Regions from separate parts of the Homo sapiens genome. Here region 2 is linked to region 1. The links are chromatin loops, found by intact Hi-C in ENCODE. Cell type or tissue: mammary epithelial cell. All regions are shown on one strand.

What was found. Peaks named below come from ENCODE experiments on the same cell type or tissue, not always from the same donor. Only the 100,000 strongest peaks of a DNase experiment are listed, where the experiment ranks them.
Region 2: a loop joins it to region 1, with 13 times the contacts of the local background. A loop is called at or near these places in 4 of 110 quality-filtered maps.

What each region holds. Positions count from the first base shown.
Region 1 is chr13:42,590,545-42,598,544 of GRCh38, reverse strand. The region is part of intron 2 of TNFSF11 (TNF superfamily member 11); the gene reads right to left. Among named protein-coding and RNA genes, the nearest start is that of TNFSF11, 20 kb to the right of the region's middle. RefSeq lists enhancers at 4,569-5,276, 3,084-5,310. In mammary epithelial cell, a CTCF peak has its summit at 3,379 (motif pointing left); no DNase peak of the experiment used is centred here.
Region 2 is chr13:42,955,900-42,963,899 of GRCh38, reverse strand. It overlaps EPSTI1 (epithelial stromal interaction 1), which reads left to right. Exons shown (of 11, transcript NM_033255.5): 5 at 562-645. LOC105370178 (a long non-coding RNA gene) reads right to left here and starts at 5,767. Exons shown (of 3, transcript XR_941910.3): 1 at 5,703-5,767; 2 at 5,501-5,626; 3 at 3,095-3,161. In mammary epithelial cell, no CTCF peak of the experiment used is centred here; no DNase peak of the experiment used is centred here.

The DNA.
Region 1 (8,000 bases):
GCCTTGATAGCAGTTTCTTATTTCCCAGTTCTTGTCAGGCAGGTGGATGGGTGGCCTTAGGGAATAGACCTTCCTCTGTTCATCTCTTCTTCACTTTGGTGCCAGCAAAGCTGGATATGCAGCATATCTCTAAACATTGTGTATATCTTTATATGGTTATATATACACAGTATATCTTTACTTGATTACTGGCTCTTAAAAGATTGGAAGAGGAACCTTGGTGACAGAGTAATTCTGAGATTGAACGCTACCCCTCATTTTCCCTCTAGCTCTGATCTGCCTTTCCATCAGAGGAGAGATGGGGAAGGGGAGAAGGAAGCAGAACTAAGTCTAGCATATACCTACAAATGCCTGTTTTGTGATTTTCTATACAAACACACTTATAATCAAGAAAGCCAGGCCAGGCATGATGGCTCATGCTTGTAATCCTAGTACTTTAAGAGGTCAAGGTGGGAGGATCACTTGAGCCTAGGAGTTTGAGACCAGCTTGGGCAACATAAGGAGACCTCATCTCTATAAAAATTAATTTTTTAAAATTAGCTGGGTGTGGCGACATCCACCTGTGCTCTTCAGGAGGCTGAGGCAGGAGGATTGCTTGAGCCCAGGAGGTAGAGGCTGAAGTGAGCTGTGACGTGCCACTGCACTCCAGCCTAGGTGACAGAGCAAGACCCCGTCTAAAAAAAAGAAAAGAAAAGAAAGAAAAAGAAAAACAAGAAAAGTGCCTTTGTCCTAGCTCAGTGGTCCTCAAACTTGAGCATGTATGCATTGCACCACCACCTCCTGGAGGGCGTGTTAAAACAGGCTGCTGGGACCAGCCCCAGAGTTTCTGATCCAGTAGATTTGGGGTGGGGCCTGAGAATTTGCATTCAGCACCAGTGAGCTGGTGTTGCTGGCCTGGGGCCTCATCTGAGAATGACAATCCCTTTCACATCCTCAAAGATTCACAGAGGCACAGACTGGAGATTTTCTGGGAGCTTGATATCCAGGCCAAAGAAGCAGCAGACTCAAGCCACCGATGCAACGGACAGGGAAAGTTTGTCCTCTTCTACCCGGGAATGAACTATGAACTTTTCTTTCCCATTTAATCAGAAACTTCTAGGTCAGAGTTGCTACGGACCCATTTTGTTTCAGGAAAATTCAGTAACCAGCAGCACCTCTCAGATGCACTTTCAATGTCTGCTTTAAAAAAAAAAAAAAAAAAAAAGAACAAAAGGCTTCATGACCCAGGATGAATTAAAACTCTAGCTAGAGACCCAAGAGGTAATGCTGCTCTCATTTTATACCTTTTGGGTGTTGAAGGATTGCAATTCCCCTCAGAAACCTTATAGGTAAGTTTCAGAGTCAAAAAGAGAGCGCATGACTGTCTATAACCTCAAGGTACAAAGAAAGTATTCCCAATATCTGTATCTGCACCCCAGCTTTTTGAGCTCTAAAACCATTGTTATTTATGTGCACAGATATCAATCATAAAAATAACATTCTTCTAAGACTAGACTTTTAGGGTGTCTTCTGGCCTTGAGATTGTAACTGAAGTTTTGTAGGCAGTACTTGATGCATTCCAGTGAGGGACCTGGCTGCGCAGCAGAGACACCTAGGCAGTTTAGAAGATACCCATACCCTGACCCCAACCTCAGCCAGGATAATGAACCCAATTAGTCTGATAGTGACTGGGTAGTTTTTTAAAGATGCTCCCAGATGATAAGAATATGTAGCAGGTATTGAGAAGCATTGTTACTAATTAAGTGTTCCCATGAATAGTTGTTTGGTGACATCTCAATTTAGTTAAGGGTTTACTATAGTCTCATGACTTGCATATATATTCCACGTATTGAAAATTTAATAACCTCTTACATTTGTAGACAGCAAAGTATTTTCCCTGTTACCATATTTGACTTTTGTTAGAATCAGAGCCTGGAAAACTATAACTACTACTAACCTCATTTTTCAGACTGAGAAATGGAGGCAGAGAGAGAATAAGGCTTCACCTAATAAAGCTGAGACTTGAACTTTGGTCTCTGGATCTGTATGCCCATATCCTTTTACAAGCCATCGTCATAAAATACACTCCTGAAAGCTGGGACAAAATACCACTAGCCCACCCAGGAATCCCTAGCGTGACTCCCTCCCTGAAGCAGTAACTCTGAAAAGGTGGCTCACCTTGACTGGCATCTGGCTGCTGGGGATCCTGGGATCTGACAAAAAGGAGCCGGGACATCAGAAAATATGATCTCAGAATTCCCAGGGGCTTCAGAAAACAACTGGCTGAGAACTGGCCAACCCATGTTTATGGCTTGGCTGATGAACCCCCAAGACTAAGACCTGCAGGACATGGATAAGGGACATTGCATCTCCAAACATGACCCTATCGAGTCCACTCCACAAAGCTGGAGCCATTCCATGTTGCCATCTTCTCAAAGATCAGAGACCTTGCTATGCACATGCCAAACACAGACCTTTTGATAGCCCCCTAATATTTTTCATTTTCAGGATTATAGGAGTCCTTCTGAAGACGAACCCAAACTTCACCCCAATTGACAATTCCATTTATTTTCTAAGCTTTGCATTTACATTTCTTTTCATCCACATTAGTCCTCTACATCTGTCAGATTAATTAGAGTGTTTTAAAATTTCTATAGTTCTTTATTCCAAAATCTTATCATTCAGACGGCACTGCCGGTTTCTTTGAATTCAGAAAGTTCTGATAATCTAATTTTGGGAAAATACTACAAAAGAATATCCCGACTCCTTTCTTCTGAACAAATTATTCACATGAAAGAGATCTTTTAAAAAATGTATGTACATTTTATCTTATTTTAAGCCAGCTGTAAATTAACAAAAACCAGTTAGTTAACACTCTGAATAAACATCCAACACAACCACATGTTACCTACGCCATCAGAATGCCTGTAGATTTGCGTAGAGAAGTGCAGGTAACTTCAACAAACCTCTCAGCGAACAGCCTGGAGCAGAAGCCAGAAACAGTTACCAGGCTGAGGAAGCTGGGCAAAGGACGCCCCTATTTTCTTCTCTTGGCTAATGAGCACCCATGTCCAGCTTCCCAGGAGGATTTGTGATCTACCTTCTCAGGATACGGCATATTCATCATCTGTTACACGCTAGGATCATTAATAATAAGTTACCAAGAAAATTCACATGAATGAATAAACTCATTTATGGTCACGCTGTAACAAGTAGGCCTTGCAATGAATTTATGCATTTTTAGATAAGTGCAATTTTAGATAAGTAAATTATGATAGCTTCATTTAACCCTTCAAAACAAGACAAAAAAAGGAAACCGAACTACCAAAGAGAGCAACCAAAGAAATCTCTGCCCATTCAAGGATAAAAGAAACCTTCTGAGATACTGCCACCTAGTGGACGCTGTCCAACATTGACAATCCTGACAACGCCGCAGTCAGCCTTTGCAGATTTGAAACCCCAACGTCTAAAAACAATAGAGATGAGGATATTTCACAATATTTTTTTAAAATCTTCTCATTGTGGTATTTTTCTATTTAGACTGCATTAACTTTTCATCTTTGCTGTCAGAGTACATTTAAACAGACAGGAAAACAACCAATGTGATTTTTTTTTTTAAATTTCAACTTCTATTTAACTCATAAAAAAATGCTGGGATTACACAATTTCTTCTGCAGGAAACAAAGTACACAAAAGATCAATGTGATTGTGTAACTGTGGTCTCTAGTACTGCCTCTCCTGAACTCAACATCCAAGAAGTGCAATTCCCAGGAGCCTGGCTGTGCAGACTTTGTCTCTGGTCCATTGAGACCAGCTTCCTTCAGATCTTTTAAACATCTTTTCAAACGTTTTAGGATATTTGCCAAACTTAAGGAGGAGGGAGATGTCTCAGAGCTGGCTCAATCTCAGTAAACTAGGGCCACTCAGGAGAGATGGTACTGTGTAAGAATAAGTATAAACACTTAGGAGTATTTTCAACTCCTTTAAGTAGTTATGGGAATTTTGCTTCAGGCAATTTAAACATTTACAGCAAAGGATACGCCCCTCTTTGTAAATTCAGCTGAATAACTGCCCCAAACAAGACTTTGATAACATTCCAATTCAGGAGAGAATGTTATTAAGTTGTTTTTAAGATTGTTTTACTACAGTGTTTTTTTTTTCAACTTACAAAGTAATATAAATAGGCCTGGTGCAGTGGCTCACACCTGTAATCCCAGCACTTTCGGAGGCTGAGGCAAGTGGATCAACCTCAGGCCAGGAGTTCAAGACCAGCCTGGCCAATACAGCAAAACCTCGTCTCTACTAAAAATATTTTCAAAATTATCTGGGCATGGTGGCAGTTGCCAGTAATCCCAGGTACTCGGGAGGCTAAGGCACGAGATCGCTTGAGCCCGGGAGGCAGAGGTTACAGTGAGCCGAGATCACACCACTGCACTCCAGCCTGGGCAACAGAATGAGACTCCATCTCAAAAAAAATAAATTAATAATAATAATAATAAATAGATTTCAGCTCCAACTGAGAACATTCTCAGCTGCAAAGATATTCTGAAAAGGTCAAGTTGCTGGAGTCTGGGCTTATCAGACTGAAAATCTCACCTGTGCATTGTGATGTGAATTGTGTGATCCATGTGGTACCTGTCAATCAGAGCACAGAAGAAGGAATTTGTACAGCCAGATGCTTTGGAAATCACTGGCACCAGCTTATAGCTGGGGTCTCAGGTGGCTGCCTCCCTCTGCAATACCAGCAGCAGCTGCAGAGACATCTGGCTGGTTGAACAAGGATTTAACACCCCGTTTGCCAGATATAATACAGGGTTCATACACTTGTTAACATATGTAATGCATTCATTTTAACATCTTAATGATACCCTTCATGTAATTCTTCTCCAACCTAGTTACAAGAATAGTGCATTCATCAGCCGAGTTAGCACATGAATGCCACACATGGGTTATTTCTGAAAATGAATAGCCAGTTTCCAATTCCTGCAGAGAAGTCCTGCAGATTTCCACCTTGTAAATAGCTGGGAAATCCATTCCCTCCTCTCCAACCTGGGTACCACTGCCTTCCTTCAAGTTTTCATCATTTCTCATTAGGACTAGCATAATAGCTTCCTACCTCCTCTTCCTGTCTCCTGCCCTCCTCAAAGTGATCCACTGAGGTTAGAGTGCATCCTAAAGTACATGTCCCTTCTTAAAATCCTCTGGGGGCTGCTTCCAGACTTCAGGTTCAAGTCCACGTTCCTTACCAGGGCTTAGAAGGCCCTGCATAACTGGGCCTGTGTAATATTGTAATATAATAAGAAATATGCAATTCGTCTTCATCCCAGGTTCCTAGCACTGAGCTCCTAAAGCCTTTGGAATTTCCCGCATGACAGGTGTCACAGAAGCATCCTTTGTTATTCAAAATCAGCCCCTTCCAACCTTACCTGAGTTTATGCTAATGATGTGACCCTTGGAGAATGGGATCTGGTTTCCAGAGGGACCGGTCATGTGATTAGAAGATTGGATCTTTCAGTCCCAGCCTGTATTAGTCTGTTTTCACACTGCTATAAAGAACTGGCCAAGACTGGGTAATTTATAAATGAAAGAGGTTTAATTGGCTTACGGTTCCGCATGGCTGGGGAAGCCTCAGGAAACCTACAGTCTTGGTGGAAGGCAAAGGAGAAGCAGGCACCTTCATCACAGGGTGGCAGGACGGAGTGAGTGCAAGCAGGGGAAATGCCAGATGCTTATAAAACCATCAGATCTCATGAGATTCACTACCATGAGAACAGCATGGGGGAACCACCCCCCATGATCCAATTACCTCTACCTGGTCCCACCCTTGACACTTGGGGATTATGGGAATTACAATTGGAGGTAAGATTTGGGTGGAGACACAGAGCCAAACCATATCACACCCCTTGACTTCCTGACCTCCCGGTTGACATCAACCACCAATGGCCAATGATTTAATAAACTATGTCTATGTAATGAAGCCTCCATAAAAACTCTCAACAGTGGGCTTGAGCCAGGGTAACCACTGCCTTCCTAGCAGGTGAACATGCCAGGTGCTGAGGGAGTGGCATGCCCTGAGAGGCAAGGAGGCTCCACGACCCTCTCCATCCCCATACCTGGCCCTAAGCATCTCTTCCATTGGGTGGATCCTGATTGTATCCTTTATAATAAGCTGGTCATAGTAAGTCAAGTGCTTTCCTGAGTTCTGTGAGCCATTCAAGAATATTACCGAACCTGAGTAGGAGGTCATGGGAACCCCCGATTTGTAGCTGGTTGGTCAGAAATACAGGCAACAACCTAGCACTTGTGAATGGCATCTGAAGTGGGACAGTCTTGTGGGGCTGAGCCTTTAACCTGTTGGGGCTGTGTTACCTCCCAATAGTTAGTATCATAATTGAATTGCAGAACATCCAATTAGTGCCTGAAGAGTTGGAGAACTGCTTTGTGTGAGGGCAAACGCCACATATTTGGTGTCAGACAGGTTATGAGAGTACAGAGAAAAACATTAGTTTTTCACTTAGTCTGGTTACCACTCCGAAATCCCCTAATATTCTTCCCCTGTACTCCCAAACCTCATCACCTGGAAGGAGGCTCTGGGATGCCATAGGTTCCAGCCTCATGAAATTACTCTTAGTTCCACCTGCAAGAACTCTGCCCTCCTGTACATGCAGACTTTTGCACACACTGCTCCCTTGGAAAGCTGCCTTAGCCAGTGTTTCATCAATAGCTCATCCTTAATTGCAACGCTCTTATTTCCACGGCATTCTTGGCTAACAAGGCACAGAAAGAGTGGCCACTGGGTGTTGTGCAATAGCTAATGAGATAGGCTTTAGTATCGCTGCCCCAGCCTCTCGCTTTCCTCCCTCCCCTAAAGCTCACACTGACCTTGCAATCCACAGGATGTGGGGGAACACATATATGCACCTGGATGGAGCTGGTGACCCCTGGTTCCTTATGAAGAGCCCATAGTGCAAAAACACCCAAAGCAAAGAACTTTAAGAGCAGGATTCATTGAGTTCTCTGTTGCCTGAATACATGTTATAAAAGATCATGGTGGATTGCCCTTCTCAGCCTAGGTTCCGTAGAGCAGAGCCCTATAAGACACCAGGAAGGGAGAGGACAGGAGCACTGGGGGAGGTGAGAGGGCAGGTCCTCACCCTCCCCAGAGGAGAGGGGAAAAATCATGAGGTGGGCAAGGGGTCCAGTGGCCCAGCAGGCAGATAGGAGGAGCGAAGGTAGGTAGGGTATAGACCCCACTCATCCCGAAGGTAAAAGCCATCCTCACCTTAAATTTGTAACTTAACATTCTGATCCCTATAATTCTTTATTTTTAATATAAAAGTACTGACTAATCAAATTCTCCCAAAGCCAAACTCTTGTCAACATGAATTCTACACACTCCGCACCACCACTACCACTGCACTCAGCCTCCTAATTGCTCCAGCTCCTACTGAATCAGCGGCCACCATCCCATGCCCATCAGTGAAAATTCTCAGTGAAAAACTTTACCAAGATGTGAGTTGGCCTCCTCCCCAAACCCCAAATACAGTCACTGGTGGATCATTTCTTCCAAAAGAAGTCTGCTAATTGGAAGAGACTCGTTTTTGCAAACAGTTCATGTCCTCTACCTACCAAAGAGCTAAAGAATAGCATGTCCTTGTTTTCATAAAGCAGACTGATGCTTTTCCTGGGAGTGCGATGGGTATGCTGGGAATAGAAAATTAGTTTTTATTGTTTAACCTTCATGGTTTAAATGAGAAAGCTTCTGCTACAGATAAAGGTCCCCTTGGGTTTTCATAAAGTAGTCTTATGACAGCAATGTTAGTCTTCATAAAGAGCCCGATTTTCAAATGTCTTATACTATACTACTGGTTTAAAAAGTGTCATCTAAAAGTTTGGCAGAGTAACTGCAGTGTGGCATCTTGGGCTAATTGTGCTATTTACCATGTCTCTGTTTTCCTCTGCCACTTGAAAAATAATGCCACCTTCCATTGGCAGTGCTTTCTACATTGACAAATCCTCAT
Region 2 (8,000 bases), 370 kb before region 1:
GATGGATACCTTCAATTCCTACCTAAGCCCTTTATCACTCAGCATGACCCTCGATTAAGGGAATTATTTTTTTCATTTAAGTTAACTATGTTTAACTATAGTTTAAAGTCTACTATGTTTGGAATGTTTTGGTTCTAAGAATATGGATTTGTTTACTGCATGGCAGTCATGGAAGTAGTACAAAAAATATTTAAGATTCCCAGCGATTTTTACAATGAACACTGAGTTTTGTAATCAGGAAAAATTATTTTCCCTTTTCCCTCCCCAATACACACACACACCACACACACATACACACAGAGAGAGACAGAGATAGACAAAGACAGAGACGTTGAAAAAGAGACAGACCAAGGAAGAAACACAAAGACAGAAATTTCACGGGCAGAAGACGTAGCCCGGCCATTCTCTGTGATCTAAGTAGCTTGAAGTAACAACCTATAATCATGGTGAGGTATAGCACAAACAATACTGTAATTTGCCTTTCATCATAATTTTGTGTTCCAGAGTTCAGACTGAAAAATGGTAACTGTTTTTGTTCTCTGTAATTTCAATACAATTTAGCTAAAAAGAGAAGAATCTGTAAGAATCAAGAAGGAAGCTGAAGAAGCTGAACTCCAAAAAATGAAGGCAATTCAGAGAGAGAAGGTAAGGAGGAGGAGGATTAGTTCACATTTGCTGATCAACAATTATAGTTTCGTTGTAGAAGATTTTTATTATAGTAACTTTAAAAATTTATCCATCTTTCTCTCTCTCTCTCTTTCTATTCCCCACTCTTCTTTTCCTCATCCAGTTTTTTTCCTTCCATTTTATCCTTCAAAGGAAGATTCATGCTTAGGTCTTGTGATTCTAGAGGAGGCACTCTCTTTACGGAGCATAGCCTGTATTTCAGGTAGAACAAAGACAATTGTTAAGTCATCACCAGGAACAGGGTGAAGAGGCTTGCAGACCCTTAATAATTATTGTATTGCAACCTCTTGTCCTAAAGATCATTTATTCGTTGTCATTTAATACCCATCATTGGCTGGCGTGTGGGTCATTTACAGCTAATTTCTTCATGGGTCAATAATGTACGCTATTCATAAATGTTTGTGGTTGAAACTGTTTCCTTTCTTTTTTTTTTGAGACGGGGTCTCACTCTGTTGCACAGGCTGGAGTGCAGTGGTGTGATCACAGCTCACTGCAGCCTCAGTCTCCTGGGGTCAGGCAGTCCTCCCACCTCAGCCTCCTGAGTAGCTGGGACTACAGGTTAACACCACTATAGCTATTTTTTTTTTTTTTTTGTATTTTTTGTAGAGACAGGGAGGGTTTCACCATGTTGCCAAGGCTGGTCTCGAACTCTTGGGCTCAAGGGATCCACCTGCCTTGGCCTCCCAAAGTGCTGGGATTACAGGAATGAGCCACCATGCCTGGCCTAAACTGTTTAAACATTGTCTAAAAGTAGTGTTTTTCCCTTTCCTAATATGATAACTGTAATTCTGTTGGCATAAATTTGCCAGGATGTGAGAGATGGGGAGAGAGAGTTGATCTGTAGACCCTTCCCATTGAAAATATGGCCCTTGAACAAGCACCATTGGCATCATCTGGGAGTTTGTTAGAAGAGCAGAATCTTGAGCCCTACCTCAGACCTACCGAATCAGAATCTGCATTTTAACAAGCTCCCCAGGTAATTCCTGTGCACATAAAAGCTCGAGGAGCATAAATTTAAATGACCTTGCAAAAGAAGGGGTGACCCATCCTTGTTCTTCCACAGATGTGATTTCTCTGGCTGATTGGCCTGCACTGTCACCATGATCCTAGCCTTCCCTGTTGTAGATAAATCTGTAGCTTTTCATGTTAAATGTGAGCCTAGTTAGTAGCTTGTGTCAGATAAGAAAAATGAACATTAGCCATCTAGAAATGACATATTTCACATTGCCAGTGTGGAAATGGCCGAGGGAAGTGATAATGGCTGTGCTTATGGAGCACTTATATTTTAAAATGCACAGCAAACACACACATGGACATCAGCCTGCAAACACGCTGCCCTCCTCCCCAGGCAAATGGCTGCTGCCCAGTAAACTCTGAGCCAAGTAGAATCCAAGCAGCCTATTGCCACCCAAGAGCCTCTAGCCTTGTCTCTGGTCTTCCCCCACTGGCTGCTGGTCCCCTTCTGCCCTTCATTTCCTTCTCTCCCAAAAGAAGTCAGGGGACACTGGGTCTCATTCTGATTGGTCGTCATCTCTGTGTGCAGCATTTAGTGAGGGAAGAATAGACTGGATTCCTTGCCAGCATTTGTGCATGTTCTTTGATCCTTAATAGACAGACAGGTGTGAAAGTCAACCAGCTCTTTAGTATCCAGTCATGTCAGTGGGGCCCAGGAAGAGTTAATCCTATGGGTACAAAGGGAAATTTGGAGACAGCACTGGTATACTTGAGTTGTATTCAGTTCAGGAATGTAACTTGCATTCCCTAGACTAGAGTCTGTCACAGTATATATACTTCTAGTGATGTTCTGTAGCTTCCTTGTACTGCCTTGTACTGTGGGAATTGTCACATTTTCAGGATTTTTTTGAGCTACTTGGCTTCATCATTGTCAGTTTGAAACCGACTGTGGTGGAAAATATTTACGATGTGGAAATCAGTAAATGCTACAGATTAATTTCCCCTCCTGCTCCTACCTGCTAGACCTGATTAAATGTTGACCAGCACACCACTGCTTAGCACTAAATGAAAAAGGTATTTTCTTACCCTCCCCTACCACCCATATTCTAAAGCCAAACCTCAGAGGGCTAGGGAGAGTAAAGATTTGGGGAAATAGCTGGCCTATTGTGTGTATGATATTTATTGATTTAAAAATAGATTATAATTCATGTAGTGGGCAGAATAATGCTCCACCCCAAGATGTCCACGTTTTATCCCTGGAACCTAGGAACATGTTTCCTTACATGGGTAAGGGGATTAAGGTCACAGGTGGAATTAGGGTTGCTAATCAACTGACCTTAAAATAGAGAGCGTATCCTGCAATATCCAGGTGCCCAATATAATCACAGAGGTCCTTAAAATTGGGAGAGGGAGATAGAGAATGAAGAGATGATACCAGGAGAAAGACTCAGCCCACCACTGCTGGCTTTGAAGATGTAGGAAGGGGCCATTAGCCCAGGAATGTGGGTAGCCTCTAGAAGCTGGAAAAGACCAGGAAACTGATTATTTCCCTTTGAGCCTCCAGAAGGAACACAGCCTTTCTGGCACCTTGATTTTAGCCCATTGATACCCGTTTTGTACTTCTGACCTCCAGAGCTGTAAGATAATAAATTTGTATTGTTTTAAGCTGTTAACTTTGTGGTAATTTATTATACCAGCAATAGGAAACTAATACTACTCATGTGGTTTTATAATGATGCATTAATTTCTTTTCCAAGAAATCTATAAAGCAGAGACAACGTCTCTAAGACATTAGAGCATTAGAGTAAAAAAGCAGTCTACCAGATGCAAGTGTTTTGCCACTGGTTCTTTCAGTATAAATAGACAGGTTTTCCTAACTCCCCACAGCAAGCATTTCACCCAAATTTAGTGCTATGGGAGTAAATCACATTTTCCCCCCATAATCACATGATAAATAATAATTTTATTTTCCCAGACTTTCATAATACCCACAAACCTAAAATATGAAAATCTTCTAACTCCATTTTAAAGACTCTCTCAATTTCCTGGGTTCATCTTATTCTGCCTTCGATCTACATATGTTTGAGATAATATACGGTATTATATAGTTTCCAGATACAGCCATCCTTTAGATATGGGAGATTGGTTGCTGCCTCCCCCTCCCCCCACAACACAATGGATACCAAAATCCTATATAAAATGGAGTAGTATTTGCAATAGCATATGTACATCCTTTGTATGCTTTAAGTCATCTCTAGATTATTTATAATACCTAATATGATGTAAATGTTGTGTAAATAGTTGTTATACTATATTGTTTAGGGAATAATGACAAGAAAATAGTCTTACATATTCAGTATAGATGCAACCGTCTATTCCTCATCCCCTGAATATTTTCCATCGGAAGTTGGTTGAGTCAGCAGATATGGAACTCACAGATAAGGAGGACCAACTATACTTCATTTGATTCCCCAACCTCTTGGTATCATAACCTCAGAGAATTCAGGAAACCAGCTAAAGATCTGAGTGGCTTCCAACACCTTTCCTTGCTCTTTCCAGTAAGCCATGGCTGTGAAAGTCATTTGAAGCACTGGAAGTCACAGTGTTTCATGCAGACACTGAGAAGCACAGTTAGTTTTAATGCTATACGGTGAAGTAGGAACTAACTGGTAGAAAATAAGTTATGCATATTAGATGCAGAGCTGCATACAGGTACATGTTAAGGGATCACACTTGTTGCTTTCTTATTTCTAGGAAGCAAGTAGTAGCAAGGGCTAACAGTTTAAGAACAATTTTAGGGGTAAACTCAACATTGAGGAAGTTATTTCAATGTTGTTTATATAAATTGGGAAACATTTCCATTTCTGAAAACTTTCAGGGAACATCAGTGTTTCCAAGAAATGTGGCTCCTACATCATGCATTTCTTTGTGGATGACTTGGTGGAAGCATTAAGCCTTTGGTTATTGAAATGTAATAGGATCTCGCTAATTAACCCCATAATGTGGTAATGTTAGTATCTCTAAAATAAACATGTGGTACTAAGAGTGTAGGCTGATAGCTTTTCTGTGCTTCACTTACCTTATTTGTAAAATGGGTATAATAATGTAATAGTGAGACTGGTAGGACTAGAGGATGCAATATATACACAGCCCTTAGTACAATACCTAGCACTTGGTAAGCACTCAGTAAAGTACCCTAACCTAATTATAAATGTAAAGAAGTGCTTTAACACTATCTCGTTGGAATCTATTATATCAACCTCTTGGAAGGGGGGCGTAGAGAGTATTATTATTTTTATGCATGAATTGGATGGGTTCAATTATTTCATTTCTACTAAACCCACATGAATGAAGTTGCTGGAGAGAAAAACATATGTGACTTTTGTTTTTTCTTTTGCCACACTACATTTCTGAGATTTGATCTCAGCTGGGTCTTTCACAATGCCCAATGCCCAGCATTTTTTTTCTTTGCATTGTAACTGGGAACCAAACCCAATTACCAAAATCCTTGCTGGCTTTATGTTCTTATGCTCTCCTTTCATTTGCAGCACGTGACCTTGTCTCTCACTTCATAGGAAATAAAGGTTGCCAGCCTTAAGTATCTTTATTTTTCTCTTTTCTTACTCTCCCTTTGCTGCACCTACCCCCATCCTATCTCAGGAGGAATCAGAAAGTCCTTTTCCTCATTGGTACCATGGATTCTTCCATATGTGTTCACCATTTCATCTTCCCTCCGGTCTCCCCAGGGACCTTGCTTCTCTATCAGTTAAGCTCCCTTTCTCCTCTCACTTTCTTGTTTTGTTGTTTGTTTTGTTTTTGTTTTTCTTTCTCAGGATTTAATCTTACTCAAATCTCTCACCTTAAAAACAAATTTTCCATATAGTGGTCTGCTTTCAACTCCTCTGTCCCAAGCATTATGGTTCGAACTTCTTGAAAGACTCCTCTACCATATTTGGTTCCCAAATGTCAGTCTGTGGACAATCACCTGAACCAAAGAATCTCTATTTAAAAAAAAAAATGTTCCCCAGGAGATGTGTGGATCAGCTAGCTTAAGAACTTACCTTCTCTGATTCCTTTCCTTCTCTGATTCCTCATTTGTTGGTGGGCTGAATTTGGCTTTTGTTTCTAATGCTTCTCTGGTTCTAATCTACCTAAGATCACCAACGGTGTTCTTAACTGAAAAATCCAGCTGGGCGGAGTGATTCATGCCTGTAATCCCAGGACACTGGGAGGCCAAGAAGGAAAGATTGCTTGAGCCCAGGGCTTTGAGACCAGTCTGGGCAAGATGGTGAAACCCCAGCTCTTAAAAAGAAAGAAAGAAAAGATCCCAGTAAAGATTCTTAAATTCCTCACTTATTTTTGCTCTGTGTAAAATTAAATATTAAGGCTGGGTATGGTGGCTCATGCCTGCAATCCCAGCACTTTGGGAGCTAAGGCGGGCCAATTGCTTGATCCCAGGAGTTCAAGAGCAGCCTGGGAAACATGGTGAGACCCCATCTCTACAAAAACACATATATTAGCCAGGTGTGGTGGTACGTACCTGTAATCCCAGTTACTCAGGAGGCTGAGGCATGAGGATCACTTGAACCTGGGAGGCAGAGGTTGCAGTGAGCCCAGATGGCACCACTGCACTGCAGCCTGGGTGACAGAGCAAGACCTTGTCTCAAATAAATAAATACATAAATAAAATTAAAATTTAAAATTAACTATTAAGTACTCTGTCCTTCAAATTCCACCTCCTGAATGTCTCTGGGATCCTTTCCTTGTACTTGTTTTTCCACTATTGATGCTTACCAGATCCCATCCCGTGGTCTCCTCTGATACTGCTGGGCCTAGGCCCCCTCTCCTTAGATGAAAAATTCCACATTTAAGGATCTAGTTATTGTTTGTACTGATTTCTGCAGTCCATATCTTCAGGCCAGACCATATTTCTAAATTCCAGAACCATATATTTTGCTGCATGCTTGATATTTCTCCCTAAATATTCCACAAGTATACCTCAAATCCAATAAATTCAAAATTGAACTCATATGTTCATTCTGGTGCTCTTAAATGATAGTAATCTTAGACTCTTCCTCCTTTTCTTACTCATCCCATATCCCTATCATCATGCTTCCTATTATTTCTGTCCTTTAAGTTTTTCTGAAGACTGTCCTTTCTTCTTTCTTCCCTGTACCTGCTGACTTAACTTGGGGCTTGTAATTTATGGCCTAGATTACTGTGAGAATCACCCCAGGGGTTCTCGTGTATTTGTGGCCCTTGCTGCAGTTTAACCTCCATGTTGCTATAAGAGTGAGCCACTTCCTTTCCTGCTTAATATAATGGCTTACTGTTGGGTTTCATAAAGTCCAAACTCCTTTACTTGGCACATACATTCCTATATAATTATTCCTTCTTACTTTCTCATCCTTATCTTCTACTCCTTTCTCTATAAACGTTGTTCAATTTATCCATGAGCTTCTTGGGTTTCCTTGAGCTAACATATTCTCTTGTACCTTTGTATATTAAAAACGTTAAGTTCTGGGAATGCCCCTTTCCTGTCCAGGGTTACTACCAGCCCATGGTTGCCTTTGTGCAAATTAGAGACCAATTCTCCATCCAGGCGGTCAATTCTGTGGGTGCTCAGACTGGTGATAGATAGTGCCTTTGTGAGACACAGAAAAAGACACCTCCTCTGCGCTAAAGCAGCCACAAGCTGCAGTACAAATCTTGGTGAGCTGAACACTGGCTCTATTTTTCCTTTCCTACTCCCCTCCTGCCTGCTGGGACCCCATGGGCTGAACAACCCATATAATGGAGTGTAGTAACCCTGTTCCTACCTTCTCCTCCTCCTGAAACACTCTTGCTTAAGATTGGGTTGGATATAGAATTTCTCTCTCTCATTAGAGCCATGGTATTTATCCTTTTATTTGGTCATCAGCTCTTTGGGGAATATGAAGAAAGCTGTGAGTCCACTCTCCATAGAAAGAAGCACCCTCATAACATGCAGCTTACCCAAAGTTAGAAACCACATTCCCAGTGTTATTCCGCTTCTTGGCTCTCGTGCTCAGGATGGAGTCTAACATTAAGTAGGCATTGAGTTACTGTGGAACTTTTGAGAGCATTTCCTGACAATCCATATAAGTGCTTTTTCTGCATTCTTACTGTTATTTGCAAACTGCTGTCCCCTAATGTGTTTAGCATACTGCCATCATTTCTTTTTTGTCTGTGTCCCCAACGAGGCTGTAACATTTTCCAGAATGGGCACTTCTCTGTTCGTAGCTGTATTCCCAGCATCTAACATGGTACCGAGCATATAACAGGCATTTGATATGAATAGGGATTGAATACAATTTTTCAACTACTCCAGAAATACTACT